Regions from separate parts of the Homo sapiens genome. Here region 1 is linked to region 2. Evidence: chromatin loops called from intact Hi-C (ENCODE). Cell type or tissue: PC-3. All regions are shown on one strand. Each heading gives the region's core, and the rest is flanking DNA. Links, peaks and the distances in the headings are about the cores only.

Evidence for each region. Peaks named below come from ENCODE experiments on the same cell type or tissue, not always from the same donor. Only the 100,000 strongest peaks of a DNase experiment are listed, where the experiment ranks them.
Region 1: it touches region 2 in a loop (5-fold over the local background); 4 of 110 quality-filtered maps call a loop at or near these places.

Annotation. Positions count from the first base shown.
Region 1 is chr4:114,267,973-114,276,320 of GRCh38, reverse strand. No RefSeq gene overlaps it. Among named protein-coding and RNA genes, the nearest start is that of ARSJ, 290 kb to the right of the region's middle. In PC-3, for the core only: no CTCF peak of the experiment used is centred there; a DNase peak (open chromatin) is centred at 3,850; H3K4me3 peaks cover 675 bases; H3K27ac peaks cover 2,586 bases.
Region 2 is chr4:113,954,824-113,963,171 of GRCh38, reverse strand. The region is part of intron 1 of ARSJ (arylsulfatase family member J); the gene reads left to right. Among named protein-coding and RNA genes, the nearest start is that of ARSJ, 21 kb to the left of the region's middle. In PC-3, for the core only: no CTCF peak of the experiment used is centred there; a DNase peak (open chromatin) is centred at 3,781; H3K4me3 peaks cover 4,159 bases; H3K27ac peaks cover 4,555 bases.

The DNA of each region.
Region 1 (8,348 bases), core at 275-8,274, 310 kb before region 2:
AAACAGTACCTTTTTATTGACTTTAAAACAATGTTTTTCTTTATAAATTACTTACACAATCTTTTCCTTCCATGTCTAATAATTATGGCAAGCTAGACTTCTGGTTTTAGTTTTGACAGCATAGAGGCTGTCACTGTTGTCATTACAATAAGAGAAAATTGGACAAACTTAAAATCAATGTCTTTTTTCAGACTCATCAGAGAGCTGAAGTTGCAAGGCAAACTATCATCCTGAAATTTGGGAAAACAGATGCACCAGAGACCAATATCTGCTTATCTGAAGCAGAAGCTGTTAAAGTGCTGAAAACAAAGAAACACTTAAATGGTAATTTTTGATTAACTGCATGAGAGTAGACTATCTAAAGAGTGAGAAACACAGTCTTAGAAGTGGCCCACACTTTAATAGGCTTTACCTCCAGGAGCTCTACCAGATTCTGATGGTGAAGACGGGAGAAAAGTCCCCTTATGGCTCTGTAAAGTGGAGGGAAAAATGAATCATTTTGAAATACACTCAGAGCATTCTCCATAACAAAGGCACACTCTTCAGTAGAAAAGGCTATGCCGGAACCTTATCCCAGCTTGGAGAAGGAAATTTCTCTTGCTCCAGCCTACGCTAACCCTTCCATTTCACCAAAGAGCAGAAATACATAGTCAACAAGGACCAGGGCTTCAAGGACATAAATTGGGAACACTGCAGTTTGGGAAAGAAGTGGGAATCTAAGGAAAATTAGTCCATACCACCAGAGAAACAGTTGTGAAGGTCACACCCCAGGGATACAAACCCACTAAAGGACAGATTTAATTGCAAGATTATATAATGCTCCTACTCTCCCACACCTTACCACCACACAAATACAATTCCAGTATAACAGTAGATTACATCTAAAAGGGCTGCAACACAAACTCCCTCTGACTAGAAGCACTCAGAGAAACTCAAGGTAAGAAGAGACAAATACAAGGACACTAGAAGAACATGAAGCATCTGGCAACTATAACTATAGCATGTGCTAAACACAGCCCAATTCCTAGCCAGATTACCATAAATCCTGACACGAAGGTCCTATTTACTTTAATTTGTTTTACCTGATACATGCCTGGCTTTCACAAAAAAATATAAAGAATGTCAAAATGCAATAAAAAATGCCATCTGATGAAACAGAGAATCACCATAATTAGACTCATGGCTGAGATAGGTATTGAAATTATCAGACTGGGCGTTTCAATTAATAGGAATTATTATGGTAAGGGCTCTAATGAAACAGTAGATAATATTCAAGAGCAGATAGGTAAAATAAGTTGACATATGGAAATCCTAAGAAAGAATCAAAAGGAAATGCTAGAAGTAAAAAACATAGTAAAATAAATGAATACTGCCTTTGACGGGCTCTTCAGTGTACTCAAAACAGCCAGGGAAATAAAGAGTGAGCTTGAAGATAAATCAGTTGAAACTTTCCAAACTAAAATAAACTGAAAAAGAATCTTAAAAGAACAGACTATCCAACAACTGTAAGATAATATCAAAAGTTAAAATATATGTATAATTGGAATATCAGAAGGAGAAAAACAAAAAATGGAGCAGAAGAAACATTGGAAGAAATAATAGTTGAGAACCTTCCAAAATTAACACCAAACAAAAAATTACAGATTTTGGATGCTCAGAGAAGCATAAATATTAAAAAAAAAACACAAAAACATAGACACATATACTTAGACGTGTCATATTCAAGCTGTAGAAAACCAAAGACCAAAAAAACATCTTTAGAGAAGCCTAAGAGAAAATAAAGTACTTGATTTCTGGAGGAACAGGGATAAGAAAGACAGTACACTTCTCAGAAAAAAAACATGCAAGGAAAAAGAGAGTATGACAAAATCTTTAGTATAGAAAGATAAGAACCACCAACTTATAAGTCTACACCCGGTGAAATTATCTCTCAAAAGTTAAGGAGAAATACAAATCTTGTCAGATGAATGAAACTGAGGGGATTTTTGCCCAAAAGAAATGTTCAACGTTTTTCAGACTTTCAATTTGGGCCCATCATGTAAGGAACTTGAATGTTGTTACTTTATCCTAACAAGGAAAAAGCTGAAGAAGCTCAAAAATCAACAACTTGTCCTAGAGCTGTCAGAGAATTCAGGTGTCAGGGCAAATCACTGACCCCAAAATTGGATTGACAGACAGGTGCATACAAGGAGTCATGGCTTATTGAAGCAGAAACGGCCATGGGAACTAGAACCAGAGCAGAAAAACCTAAACAGTAATTGATTGCTAGAGGCTCATTGTAGGCAAGTCTGAGAGTTCAAAACTCCAGGATGGGGAGCAGTGATAGGGAGTCCCCACACTTTTATGAGTTTTACCTCCAGGAGTTCAATGTGGTTCTCCCAGTGCACAGTGCAAAATCCCTTCATGCTTCCATCATGGGGATAGAGGACTAAATGCACTTATAAAGTTCACATTTCAGAGGCACAAGCTAAAACCGAGACCTAATCATAATCACTAGAATTGCAAAGAATTTCTGTAGATACTGAACCCTCAAGAAGATAGAGCAGAACTCTCTACTTCTAAAGTATGGGCTACACATAAAAATTTCCTCCAAAGAGCAGAACATAGGAAAGGGGAAGAAAAAAAGAGTAACTTTACAGTGGAGAAATCTGAAAAGCACTATCTCAGCCAGGTCATCAAAGCCAACATCATCAGTGATAAATCATGTTGACAGTATGTACCTTTGATGTGATGTGATAAGAATAACACCTGACCTCTGTAAATTCTTTTCCCAAAAACCTATAATCTGAAACCAGGCATAAGAACTATCTCAGACAAATTCCAATAGAGAAAAATTCAACAAAATACCTAGCCCACACTTCTCAAAACTGCCAGTCATCAAAAATAAGGAAGTCTTTCTGTGCTTGGGTTATTTCACTTAACATAATGATCTCTAGTTCCATCCATATTGCTGCAAATGACTGGATCTTATTTTTTTTTAATGACTGAATATTCCATTGTGTAAATGTACCACGTTTTATTTATTCACTCATCTATTGATGGACACTTAGGTTGTTTCCAAATCTTAGCTATTGTAAACAGTTCTGCAAAATGTACACACCTACTATGTATCCATAATTTTTTTTAAAAAATTAAAAGTTTAAAAATTTAAAAAAAATAATAAACAAAGAAGTCTGAGAAATTGTAACAGCCAAGAGAGCCCAAGGAGATATGACAACTAAATGTAATATGATATCCTGGATGGAATTCTGGAATATAAAAAGACCATTAGGTAAAAATAAAGGAAATCTAATTAAAGTATGGATTTCAGTTAATAACAATGTATCAATTATTTCATTAGTTATGACAAATATACCAAATGTAAGATATGAACAGCAGGAGTAACAAGATATACTATCTTCACAATTTTTCTGTAAATCTACATTTATTCTAAAATTAAAAGTTTATTAAAATTGCCTTAAAACTTGTATGCATAGATAAAACAACTTGAATTTTAGATGTATAGGCCTGAATTTCCTCATTTTATAATACAAGAAACTGACTTCTGGAGGAAATGACTAAACCAAAATCACACAATTCTTGAACCCTCATCTATATTACTGAATGCTGCCACCATGCCTGTTACCTGAGAGATTTCCTAAGTTTCTTGAAAATTCATAGTGTGAAAATCATCAATATTAGTAAATATGTAAGAAGTGTAAAGCCCTTTGAATGTAGCATGTTAATTTGACTTCTTCCTGAAGTATTTTTTGTCAAACTCATTGGATTCAACAAAAACCATAAGTGCTTAAAAATCATGACCTCACCCAGCATTACTCATAAGACAGAACTGTTTATACAAAGTAACAGTACCATAAGTCATGCTGCCCTCTGAGTCAATTTGCTTCAGGAATAACTTTGCAAGACAAGCCTTACTTTCACAGGAGACTTTTGACTAAAGAAAAGACATGAGTGGTCAAAAAATTTCCTGTTTATTTTTTTAAAAATTTTTGGCCAAAAAGAAATAATTGTCCTGGGAAATTGCAACCCAGAGCAGTTACATGGATTCTTTGTAATAATTTATTTTCAGTAGCATACTTTCTTCTCAGTTCATCTAGTTTACATTTCTAAATCCAATACGCCATAATCATACTAAAATCATTGGAACGTGATTTGATGACACAAAATGAAATTGGGTATATTAGATCCCAAGAAATAAAAGAGCTCTTAATTGAAAGCCTTGCAGAACAGGGAACATGCCTCACAGCTTTTCAATACTTTTTTCAATGCCTACTTTGACTTGTTTTAAATACTTAAACTCTAGTTTCCAGAAACAAAAGTAATGAAATAATATGATGCCCCTTAGCCCTATAGAAATATTAAATCCATTTTGCTAGATTAGCCAGTAAGTACAGCATTCAATATTACTCAATTATTTCATCCATCTGTTCAATATGGTAAAATGACCTTCCTAGTCATCTTTCCATGAAAAGAAACAATAGAGAGAAAAATTCAGTAGGTCTTTCAAAGTAAATAGTAAAGGAAACTAATTATTATTAGGCATCATGAATAGTCCTTAATACATTATTTCTCTATTTTGAATTTAAATATGATAGACTACTGTGGAGTAAACAATTTACAAAACAACAACAAAATGTTTTTTAAAACTCTTTAAACAGATGCTTAGTTTTTAGGGTTACTTTGGCTTCTGTTTTTCTTACTCTTGTATGACAGAAATTTTTTAGGGCTTATGTCTGGTGAAAAGATCTTTTAAAGAATCTTAGGTCCATTACTGCATGTGTTATAGTACTCACTTCCTTGGTGATATAATTAAATTTTGAGGTGACTGAGGTGAACGATAACTTCAATGCTTCTTTTAAAAAACAAAAGTAAAAAACTAAATTCTCAGTTCTAAACCTCTGATATTTTTTTCTGGGTCTTTATAAAGCCCATGAAATATTGTGTTTTTCTTTTTTTCTCCACTGGTTGTCTTTCTGTTGACTTTATTCACTGATCTTCTTTCTTTCTTTCACTATCTAGAAGTCTTGATTGTATCATCTGTTCAGTTATTTTATTGACTAACCCCAAACCAATTCTATTGTTTTCCCCTTTCCTTATTTCCCTCATGACTCAATCTGATCACTCCCTCTTTTGTTGACATTATTCCTTTTTTATTCCAGGACCTTCTTTCTTTTAACTGAAAATCATCCTTTAACTTCATAAAGTTCATATTACAGATTTAAAGGCTTAAAATACATAATGTTAACTTTCATTTTCACCTTTCTAAATGAAGGTTCTTAAAAAAGCTCTATGGGCCATTTTTAGTTGATAAAGAGTGTGAAAATATGGTTCATTACAATTTCATGAGTGAAGCAAATGGGATTAATAAACTGAAACTGTACAGGAAAGGAGATGCCCTAAAAGTGACATTCATTGCTTCTTTCATATCACACTAGTGGACTGACTGACAATGCTAAACACTCTTGAAATTGCTAGCTTGCTGGGCAATAAATTTAAACAAATGCAGCACATGATGAGGCTGAACTGAAAGTTGATTAATGAAGACATTAAATTGAAATTGTCTCCTTTCTCCTAAAAGCCAAAGCAAATTAACAACTGAAAATACAAAATAGTCTTTTATTTCTTCCTATTATTGCCTAAAATTTCCAAAAACTAGAACATAGTTGCCTAGCTTGATATTATTTAAAGCAAAATCCATCATCCACATGCTCTGCAATGGTGTGTGTGTCCCTTTGCGTGTGCACATACATAATGATACAGCTGGCTGAAGTAAAATAAAGCCTCTTCAAAATCAAATTTTTCTCCTTGTGGTTCAATAAAAAAAATCTATTTAGGTAAGAATTCAAATCTAAAATTAATCATTTTGATCACAAATGTGTTGCCTATCTTATACTTTATACATCATTATATATTTTTTTCTGGGGATACATAATCAGTGAGAAACTTGTTTGAACTTAAGAAAATGAAAACTTAATCTAGTGGGACTACCCACTTCAGCTTAAATTACTACAACATAAGATAAATTATAAGTGCTTAAGGGAATAAGGAAAGATTTATGGTAGTTTGGACAACAGAGTGTGGGTGTGTGTGTGTGCGCGTGCACACATGCGCATGTGTGTTGGCAATTGAGGGAGAAATTTAATGAACCCTGAAAATTTACTAGAATTTGAGCATTTGAAAATGATAGCATAAAACATTTCTGGCATTTAACAGGACACTGAAGCAAAAATAACGTATGAAAAACATTAAGAAATTCTCTTTTGCCAGGAGAATAGAAATTAAATAGAGTGGTGAAAAATAGAATTGGGAAGGCAAATTGGGGTCAGATCACTTAGGAATTTGGATTTTTTAACTATGAGATTAAGCACTATTCTGTGGAAATTGATAAATTGATAAGCTTTTAGGATAAATAAGTGGCCTGACCACAGTCAGCATCAGACTTTGACAGCAGAGGGTACGAATGGTAGGGAAGACAAGACATGAAAGAAAAATAAGAAAAAAGGCAGAGACATGGATAGAGAACCTGGGGAAGACTTTTGTTACTCCCCATTTGGGCTGAAAGACATGAGGTCACTGTGCCCTCAAATGGGTGTTAAATCATAAAGTATCACCACCAGATGTAAGATGGAAAGATTTAGAAGATCTTAAAGTACCGTAAAGTATCATAAAGTATCACCACCATATGTAAGATGGAAAGATTTAGAAGACATCAATAGGCAGATAGTAACCATCCCCTTTTCAGTCAAGCACACATGTATGAAAAACTCTCTAAGATTGGAGAAGGGATAGAGTGGAAGGAGATGAAGGATATTTCAATATTGGTGGGAGTACCTATGAATTCTTCCACTGTTCTTGGCTGAGTTTCTGGGATGGAGGTGGAAGTTGGGGCTGACCTAGAACCACCTTAATTCTCAGCTAAGTTTGCTGATTTGAAATATAAGCAACGAATCCCTATTTCCTGTCCAGAATCCTGAGGCCCAGCATTCTAAACAGAAATGCCTTCTATCACAGTCATATGGTAACAGAACAACAATGGCAAAGTACAGTGCCTTGATCAGAGAGCACCTAATGTCCGCACCTCAAGTCTTCTGGGCCTTGAGGCCTAAAAGTTACTTGAAAGCTGCTGTATATTCTCTACCAGAGAGGTTGGAAGTTAGCTGAGGAGCACTATAGTGGAAAATGGAGTGAACATTTGAATACTGCATTTGAAGACTATAGCTGTCCTACAGATATTGTAGCAAAATGAGAGAGATAAATGCTGTGGCTAGAATTCATTATTTCTGCTAACTGCCTTTATACCCCACAGAAGACTACCTCTCTGTGTGTATTTGGCCTTCACATTTCCAAAGGAAAAGATATCATTTGTTCAAATGGAGTTAGTGTATATTTTAGCATATTTATGCATAAATAGCAAATATTGTCCTTAGAAAGTCACTTTACCTAGATTCTTGGTTTTGGGTTCAGATTCCTACTACATCACCCATGGCCTCTTGATACACTGTCCAAAGATTATATAATAATGTCTAGGGATCACACAAGGGACATCACATTGTAGCTGTGTGACAGCAACCAGATGGTAAGCAAGTGAAATCAGTCCCAGCCTCACTGGGGCTGAGCACAGCATGTCTGGTTGAGGTATGCTCTAAGCCTGGCTACGTGCAAGTTGAGGTTCTTGTCTTCCTTTCCCATGTGTCCTTAAAATATCATCTGTTACTGTATGTAAACTCAGTGTGTCTTACCCTTACAACTTTGAACACCTAATAGTCACTTTGAGGCATTGCAACCTTAATTAACTCTTAAAAGTGTGAAATGATTATCTCCAAAGAACCGAGTCCTTCTAATTCACATCTTTCCTGCAAAATCTCTCAATAACTTTCTTCTTTTGAAAAACATGGAAATCCATTTCTACTATTTTATTAGCACTATTACTGCTACTATGTACTGATTTTTAGCAAAGTCTTCCATCTCCCTTAATATTATAGTAGTAAGGTGAAGATGAATTTGTCTCCATAAAACCATATGTGTAAAAAAATAATTATTTTTATATTTTCTAAAACTGAATTTAATTTATATTTTTGAATCCTCTTTCCACCTGAAATCACAAAATGTATTTATGTTGCAATGATAGGATGATGAAACTCCCATGGGGCCAGCCACAGCAGTAACCAGACTCAGAAATGGACATTCTTCACACTGAGCTGCATTAACCCAGGGAGAAGAAGAGGAGAGGCAACACGCCATATTTTCTAATGAGTTAAAGCCTAATTTAATCTGGAAATAACTAATGTTGACTAGTGTGTTTCCCCTAAAATAATTGCCTCTGATGGTCAATTTTATAGCTAAACCTA
Region 2 (8,348 bases), core at 336-8,335:
AAACTATATAGTATGCTAGAGGGTGACATGCTCTAAGAAAGAAGATAAGGCAGGAAAGAGGATTGGGAGTCACAGAAATTGAGAGGACAATATTACAAAGGTCACGGAAGACCTTGATAAGAAGGGAGGCAAGGAAGGGATCGTTGTATGTAGCTTCTCCAGGCAGAAAGAAGAGTGAATGCATAAGTATTACAACAGGAACACCCCTGGTGTGTTCAAGTACCATTACAGGACAGCCCCACTAAGCTAGTTCAGAGACAGACCAGGAGAGATTAAGAGGAAATGGGGTCAAAGCAGTTAAAGAAGCCAGATCCTGTAGTGTAATGTAGGCACAGGCAGGGGCACTGACTTTCACTCGACTAAAATGGGATCCACTGGGAAGCTTGGAGCAGAAGGGGAACCTGATCTAACTTCATTTTTAACAGAACTGCTTTAGTGGCTGTGTTGAGGATAGATCATGCAGGTCGGATGGAGAGCAGGTGGATCTGTTAAAGAGACCATAGCATTAACCTGTGTGAGAGATCATGGGACAGAGGGAGGGGTGATGGAAAGTGATGGATTCTGAGTATATTCTGCAGATAGAGCAGACAAGATTTTTTGATGAACTACAAATGCAACAGGAAGAAAAGGAGGAGTCAAGGACAAATTCAAGTTTATTCATTCAACTATTAGAAAAAAAAAAAAAAAAGGTGCCTGCTCCAGCAGACATGTATCACAAGTTACAGGAATCTCTTTGACAATTATATTTCACATTTCAAAGCCTACCAATAAATAATAGTCTTTGTTTCTCCCTTCTTTTTCTGACTCCCTTAGGTTTTATATTTTGAAGGATTGCAGTTATAGATTTTTTTTTCTTTTATCATAGTAAGTGGTGTCAGAAGGTCTGCATCTGAGTTCTGGCTCAGCCACTCACTAATATTTCAAAAGAAAGAAAAAGCAGCACAGGTGAATGTTGGGGCAGGGTGCTACATTAGGGCAAGCATGCTTGTCTGGCCTCACGGCTGTCCCAGAGTTGAATGAACTGGGTGAATTCACCATTCTCCCTTACTTCACTACGTTGGACTTGTAGCCAAAACTCTGCATGTTATTAGTCCATCCATATGGTCAGATGGTTGATGATTAAAAGAAATCAACAGAAAGAGCCAATGTATGCACTCAACATCCCTATTTTCATCAAAATGAAAATGTTGCTACTTCAGACTATTGATTGCATCAAATATCAAGTGTTTACACACACACACACACACACACACACACACACACACACACACACAGAGAGAGAGAGAGAGACAAACACAGGCACACATACATGTTTTTCCCTTTCTCTTGGATTAATGTCAAGGCAAAAGAGTCTGAGCAGTAGTTGGTGGTCCTGCACTTACATTTTTAGAATTATAATTTTTAAGGATTTACATCTGGCAAGATTTTTGTTAAAACTTGAAGTCCACCTATTTTGCTTCTTATTTTAAAATAGCTAAAAATAGGTCATTTGCTTTAATTTATAGAACATTGTCATTTATTACAACTTTTCCACATTGGTGATCTCTTCTTTTTGTTCTCCAAAAGCAAAGTACTCACTAAACAGTTTATGGGCCAACCTGCATAAGTTGTATTACTGCTGGCTTTTGATGCAGTTTTCTGGGCCAAAGAGTTAACAGCTGTGCAGACATTGAGAAAGATTTCATTGAGAGGAATGTTTGTTTTAATGCATTCACCTTAGTTACCACACACAGTATTGAAATCAAAACGTCCAACCTCCATCTGATGTAACATGTTAGCCCAAACATTCCCTTTCTTAGATTTTAAGAACAAGCACTACAGAACATATCCTGCAAAAGAACATTTGTGATTGTTTATTTTTTAAAGAATAAGAATCTCATAATCTTTTACAAGTTCAAATCCCTTCTCTAAGCCCCTTTATTTTAAATCTTAAAGTGTAAAACTTTAGGCAACCCAGGTTATGTTGTTGGGTAAGTGCTACTTCACTTCCAACGTGCTGGATGCCTCCTCCAGGTGTGATCAGAGTGTGGGTGTCACTTCTCCATGGTGTCTGCTCAGGATCTGCACTGTAGTCTCTCTCTCCCATTACTTATTTTTCACCTAGAGGAGCTGCCCAGTTCACGTTACCTATGTTTGCCAAAGGTAAATTGGTTTATTTCTCTGTTGGACTTGAAACTTATTCTATAATTTTTCAAACTCTTTTTCAATGTGTCACTTTTCAGTCAAATGAATTTCTTGATGGAAAAGAAGTCCAGCATATAAAACAAAAGAAAGTAGATCTGCTAGTGCAGGTTCCAGCCTCAACCCCTTCCTTCTAAGGCAGGCTCGGGGCACTTCTGCCAATCTCCAGGGCTCCTGGGTCATTGTTTGAAAAACACTGCCCTATTCAATCTACTTTGAGGGAATTTTCTTAACATATCAAGAAAATAAGTTACTGACTTAATGCTACAAATAAGTAATATGTTAATAAGGCAATCATTCTCAAGAAGTACCAGCATCAAGTTATAAAATGTAAAAATAATGAATCAGCAGCAGCAATAATAAAAAGCTACAGATCTATTAAACACATCTTTTATAAGAAAATTCTTTGATTCTTTTTTTTCTACAAATTATAGCTGTCATTTTGATGAATACACCAGAATCAATTATAGCTATTAAAGTTGAGGCAGTTCACTAATAATCCTGCGGTTTTATAACACCACCATGGAGATGAAAATGAAATACTTTAACATTCAAACCAGGATACTGGAGGTACACAGAAAATAATTATAAAACAGCAAGGTTTGTGAAGTAGAGAAGCTTTTTCAGATGATCTCAAACTCTCAAATTTTTCACTTGTCATCAAATTCAATAGCCCAGTAGTGAGGAAAGCATACAAGGAAACTATTATTCAATAACTAAGCTGTAGTTAGGCATACCAGAACAGGTATAGGGAACCACACATAAAATTTATTCTCGATCAATGTGTATTTTGTAAAATGCCCACTACAACTCATTGTCAATACCTTGTTTTCTTATCGTTTTATCATTGCCTAATTGTATTTTATCCATGTCTCATTATTATTTCTCCAACTCTAAAACAGGGAAACCAGTAGGAAGCTGTCTGAATGAGAAACAAAATACTGAAAAAAAACCGTAATGATAACACTAAGAATGGAAAGAGAACAATAATTCAAGAGAGAAGCAATGATAGAAGGTACATTACTTAATACCCCAATGAACATAGTCTTGAAGACAAGAGAAACTAGAAGGCTTTCAGAAAAAAAATCTATTGGGTGGCTGATAGATCACAGTAAAATTAACTAAAATACAAGGTTGGGAATATTCTGACTTTTAGCTCTGCCATTTTGTTCCATACTTTCATTCCATTTTTCAGAAACCAAATTCCATTTGATAATATGCAACCATATAAACACATTCTGATGAAACAGTTAATCTCATGTTGATTATAGTTGCCAAATGTTCAAGAAAAAAACATGTTTAATATACACAAAGTAAAATATACTGTCTGTGAAATTTGTATTTTAATGCTACACATGATCATTGCAATCTCTGTAAATAAAAAATCATAGAACAGAGGTTCTTCTAATCAATGTTACAAATTCAGAAAAGATAAGACATGAAAACAGGGAAGTGCTGGTTCTCTCTTACCCAGCTTCTCATAACAGCTAAAAATTCTTTCTTCAGGCTGTGAAATCGTTCACAGGTTTATATATGTCCCTAAAGTTCAAATAGTGAAGTGTCTCGAGAGCTTTATTACTCTGACTCATGTTTGGCCAGATGACTCATTATTAAGGAATTGGTTTACTAAGTCAGATCTAGTGTGTGCATTTGAAACATTAAACAGAAAATTTTTGAAAGGAAATGTCATGCATATTTAGAGGTAGAGCTGTTAATGGGACAGAACACTGAACTGAGGGTAAACAGAAATTATTCCCCCCACAGTATGCTGTTGGCTTTTAAGGTTTATGTTCTGTGTGAGCCATTCAGAAAAATGTCTACCGCAACATGAAACAGATTACTTAATTTCACATTTGCCTGAAAAGAAATGTTCTCTTCAGACAGCTCTAGTTATTATTTAAATTTTATCGTGCTTTTAAATTGCTATTTTAAGAAGAAAGTCATCATTTTTATCTTCCCACCCCCATCCCGCTCCCAAAACACAAATGGTTTGATTCTGAAGAGGTTATTAAAAGGGTTGGTAGAGTAGAAATGGCAAGAGTGGGTGTAGCCTGCGTGCGGGGTTTAATCTTGCAAGAAAGGAAAGAGAAATGTGGCAATTTAAAAAATAGCGGGTTCCAAGAGAGGATATTTTCAAGATAGAGAGAGACATATGCTTGAAGGTGAAGGCTGAGGAGAAAATATAGGGAAATTAGTGGAAAGTAGAAGATTAAAGAAATGAGAGAGGTAAATTTATACCACAATCACCCTCTTCTCAGCCTATTTGAAATTTTATTTCTCTTCAAAGAGCTACATCAATGCCACATCCTTCTCCCAACCTTCCATGCCTTAAGCTCTGTTATGTATCTATTTGTATATATGTATCGGCTAAAGTCAAAACATGCAGGTTAATATCCATAGAGAAAAAAATAACCAATCTATGATGTAGGAGCCTGATCTTTATCAAAGTTAGGGGTTCAAAGACCTTCTTTGGTTATCATAGGTGTCTAGTTTGGAGAACATAGTGCAAATAGAAAAATAATTAATGGATTCTTTCATTTTTCTACAAATAGGTGAACATTAGACACCATGCTGTCTTTAGTCATAATATTGATAATGCCTTTTGTGCTGCTGGTAATGCACTTAAATTTTTTAACGTTAATTTTGCTTCTATACCTCTGTCCTTAATTCGACTGAATTTTCATTGTACATTTTATGTACAGCAACATTTAATAAGGAGGCTGATTTTTTCATCTCCTTTTTGCCAGACTGCCTAAATCAGTTCATGTTGCGTCAGGCAAGAGAACTGGTGTTCAGCTTGCTTTTCCATGGTTTGTTTGGAAGGAGAGAGTAAGAGGAAATAGAGGCTCCAGGCAGTGGCAACAGCTGGAAGGCATCTCTAATTAGATTCCAAGCAAACTTGGGCTCCATTTATAACTTTCCATATGCTGGCTTACAGTTTCTTTTAAAAGGCTCCCAAAACAACATGCAAATTTAAAAAGATTTGCTGCACTTGTTTATGTCACTCAATATGAAGTTGTTTTTCTTGAGCACCTTAGCATAGAACGTAGACTAGTAATCACTCAGTCCTAACTTTGAAGATGTTATCCAGACAAGATGGTCTCAGAAGGTGTGTGTGCTTGACTGATTTTTTGTTTGTTGATAAAAATTTTTAGACTGCTGTTACATCATAACAATTAAGAGATGTTTTAAGCCTTGTAGATGAAATTCTGTCTCACTTTTAAGTTTGTTCCTACATAAGCAATTTGGAGTCTTTTTTGCAAGTTAATGTTACTTTTTTTAAAGAAGCACAAAGGAAGAAAATCATTGTGTTCAATACACAAATCAGTCACCGTGAACTATGAAAGTAAATGTTGTGCATTTGTGATTTTGGTTTTGTGCTCAACAGTAGAGAGAGAGCTCAGAGTTGATGGGTTTTGTTTTTTAATGTTCTATCCTGGAAAGTTTGATTTAAGATTTTCCCACTCAATGTAACAAAAGACCACATTTGTTTCAGAAAAAACGACTTTAAAGACTTATTTCCATTTTTAAATAAAAGGTTCTCTACTTATTTTTATATTTTTTCCCAATACAATGTATTGCTTATTAGCTTTGCAAGCATAAAGAGTTTCTTTCTATTTTTTTCTCAGGAGAGGTCTCTGAAATTAAGTTTTTTAAAAGAAGAAGAAATCCCTAACATATAAGGATGCTAATAGAGATATTTAAATAAAATGGTGGAAATACTTTTTGGAGAGCTAAAACTAAAAGAACTGTCACCATCCTAAGACATCGGACATCACATTGAAGCCTTTATTCCTATTAGCTTACTATATAATGAATCTTCCTCAAGGCCTTCCTCCCCAAACCTGCCCTTGCTTGAAAACGTTTTATATTATGAACTGCCTACAATTATTAACGGCATTGATTATTCTAAAGTAAAATACACCCTCTAATTTAGGACAATATACATAATTCTATAGGTCCATCTTGCTGCTACAGCTGCAACAGCCTATAAAATACTGCATTGCCACCAGTCTCTTCCCACATTAAGCCACCGGAATTGTCTTTCTAAACTGCACATTCCATGGTGCTATTGCCTGCCTGAAAAGCATAGGCTGTTGGCACCCTGGAGCCTGCAAAGTCACTACATCTCGTCGTGTCATCAAAGACCCCTCTCAAACCGGCCCCTGCAGTCTTTCAGACTCCTTTCTCACCACTCGTTCAAGTACCCTGTGATCTACTTGCAGTGACCATGTCACCATTGCATGAACTTAATCTCTTTCTCATACTTTTATGCCATTGCGTGAGCTGCTCCTTTCCAAATGCATTTTACCCATTTCTCATCCTGTGAAGATACAATTTATCCTTCAGAACTCTAATTTAATTTTACTTCCTTTGCTTATTCCTGCAGACAAGTTTCTCCTTCTTAATTCAAACATTTTATTCATTGCTTTCTTCTCCATTGCACTTTGAGCTCTTCAAAAAGATAGGCTTTGTCTTCTAAAATTTAAATTTCCCCAAGTATTTGGCATTATATGATACATAGTAAATGGCCAGTAAAGATTTATTAAGTGAATGTGTGGTCCCACCGATTTCTAGTTTATTTAAAACATTTCTTCCCATTTTTGCTTTTAATGTCGTAGAACCCCTTCTCCTAGTCTTCCTGTTAAGTGATTAACAATTAACTCTTTATGTTCTAGGGGAATATATTAAATATTCCCTATAAGGAGAGGTGGCGTGGCTCTTTATTATTATGGGTTTAAATCCTAATCTATTTTATTCCAAGCACATGTTTCATAAAGTAGGCTTTATCTAGCTTGCTTTCGCTTTCAAAATCACTACAAACTCTTTGAAACCAGCCTAGGCAACATGACAAAACCCTGTCTCTACAAAAACTAGCCAGGCATGGTGGTGCATGTCTTTAGTCCCAGCTACTCGGGAGGCTGAGGTGGAAGGATCACTTGAGGCAAGGAGGTTGAGGTTTACAAATTAACCAAATAACAGTTTTTAAATAGATTTCAATAATGTTTTCAAATGTTCAGTTTCCATACTACAAATAACTCAGAAATATGACCTCATAAAATATTAGCTGCTGTGGCTGGAAGATACTAAAAGGCAACATTTTCTAAAAATTACATTGAAAGGTATAATCACAACATTATTGTTGTTAAAACATTTTCAGAGAGGCACCACAAGGTAGCAGAAGCTCTGGATTTGGAATCAAAAAACTTCATTATAGAGTCAAAATTTATGGTTTAAAAGTTTTTTGCTGTGTGCTCTTAACTAGATCACTTTACCTCCCTAAGCCTCAGTTTCCTGAGCTATAAAAGAGGATTATAACAGTTATGAAGGTTAAACAAAGCAACATGTAGACCGGAAAGCACTCTACAGATGTTAGTAATTATTATGTGCATGGTATTTATTGAGTTCTACCCATATGGATTTAGTGCTTGGAAAAACCAGTCCGACTGCATCCTAATAGTAGTTTCTTTTATAATAAAAACGGTGGCACAGCTCCTGCAGATGGCATGGAACCTGGGCTTGAGTATTGCCACTGATTCTTTTTTTTTTTTTCCTAAATATCCTGATTGGTTATACAGTCATTTGGATTACCATGAGTCCATGCAAATTTACGACCTAAAAGAAGCTGGCAAATTGGGTTAATATTTAAATAATAACCAATCTGTTCATTTATTTTGATATATTTTATTTAGAATTTGGGGTGAGGAGAAGGTAACTGTATCTGCAATAACTGCTAATGGACTTTCTCAATCTAGATTTATGGCAGTGCCATTGGATCTATGGAAACTCTGAGAAGTGGCTTTAGTTTACTCCTGACAGTGTCTCTGGTTTTCAATTTTTGTTCTACCCTTTCATTATCTTCTGCTGATGTTAAAAGTGCCTTGATCTTCCTTTTCTCAGATTTCTCCAATAATTATTTTCATCCATCTGGTATAGGCTTGGAAACAGATGCTGTATGCTCACATATGCTCAAAAAAAAAAAAAAGAAAAGAAAAAGAAAAGTCAATAAATTGAGAGGGAGAAGAAAGGACATACTTCTGTTTACAGCAGGGACAGAAGGAACCAAACCAAAATAAGACAAGACAGATAAGTGCAAAGAAAACAGCAAAGGGAAAGATATGACTGTATTAGAAAAAATAAAAATCATCTCTAAGAGCTTCCAGACA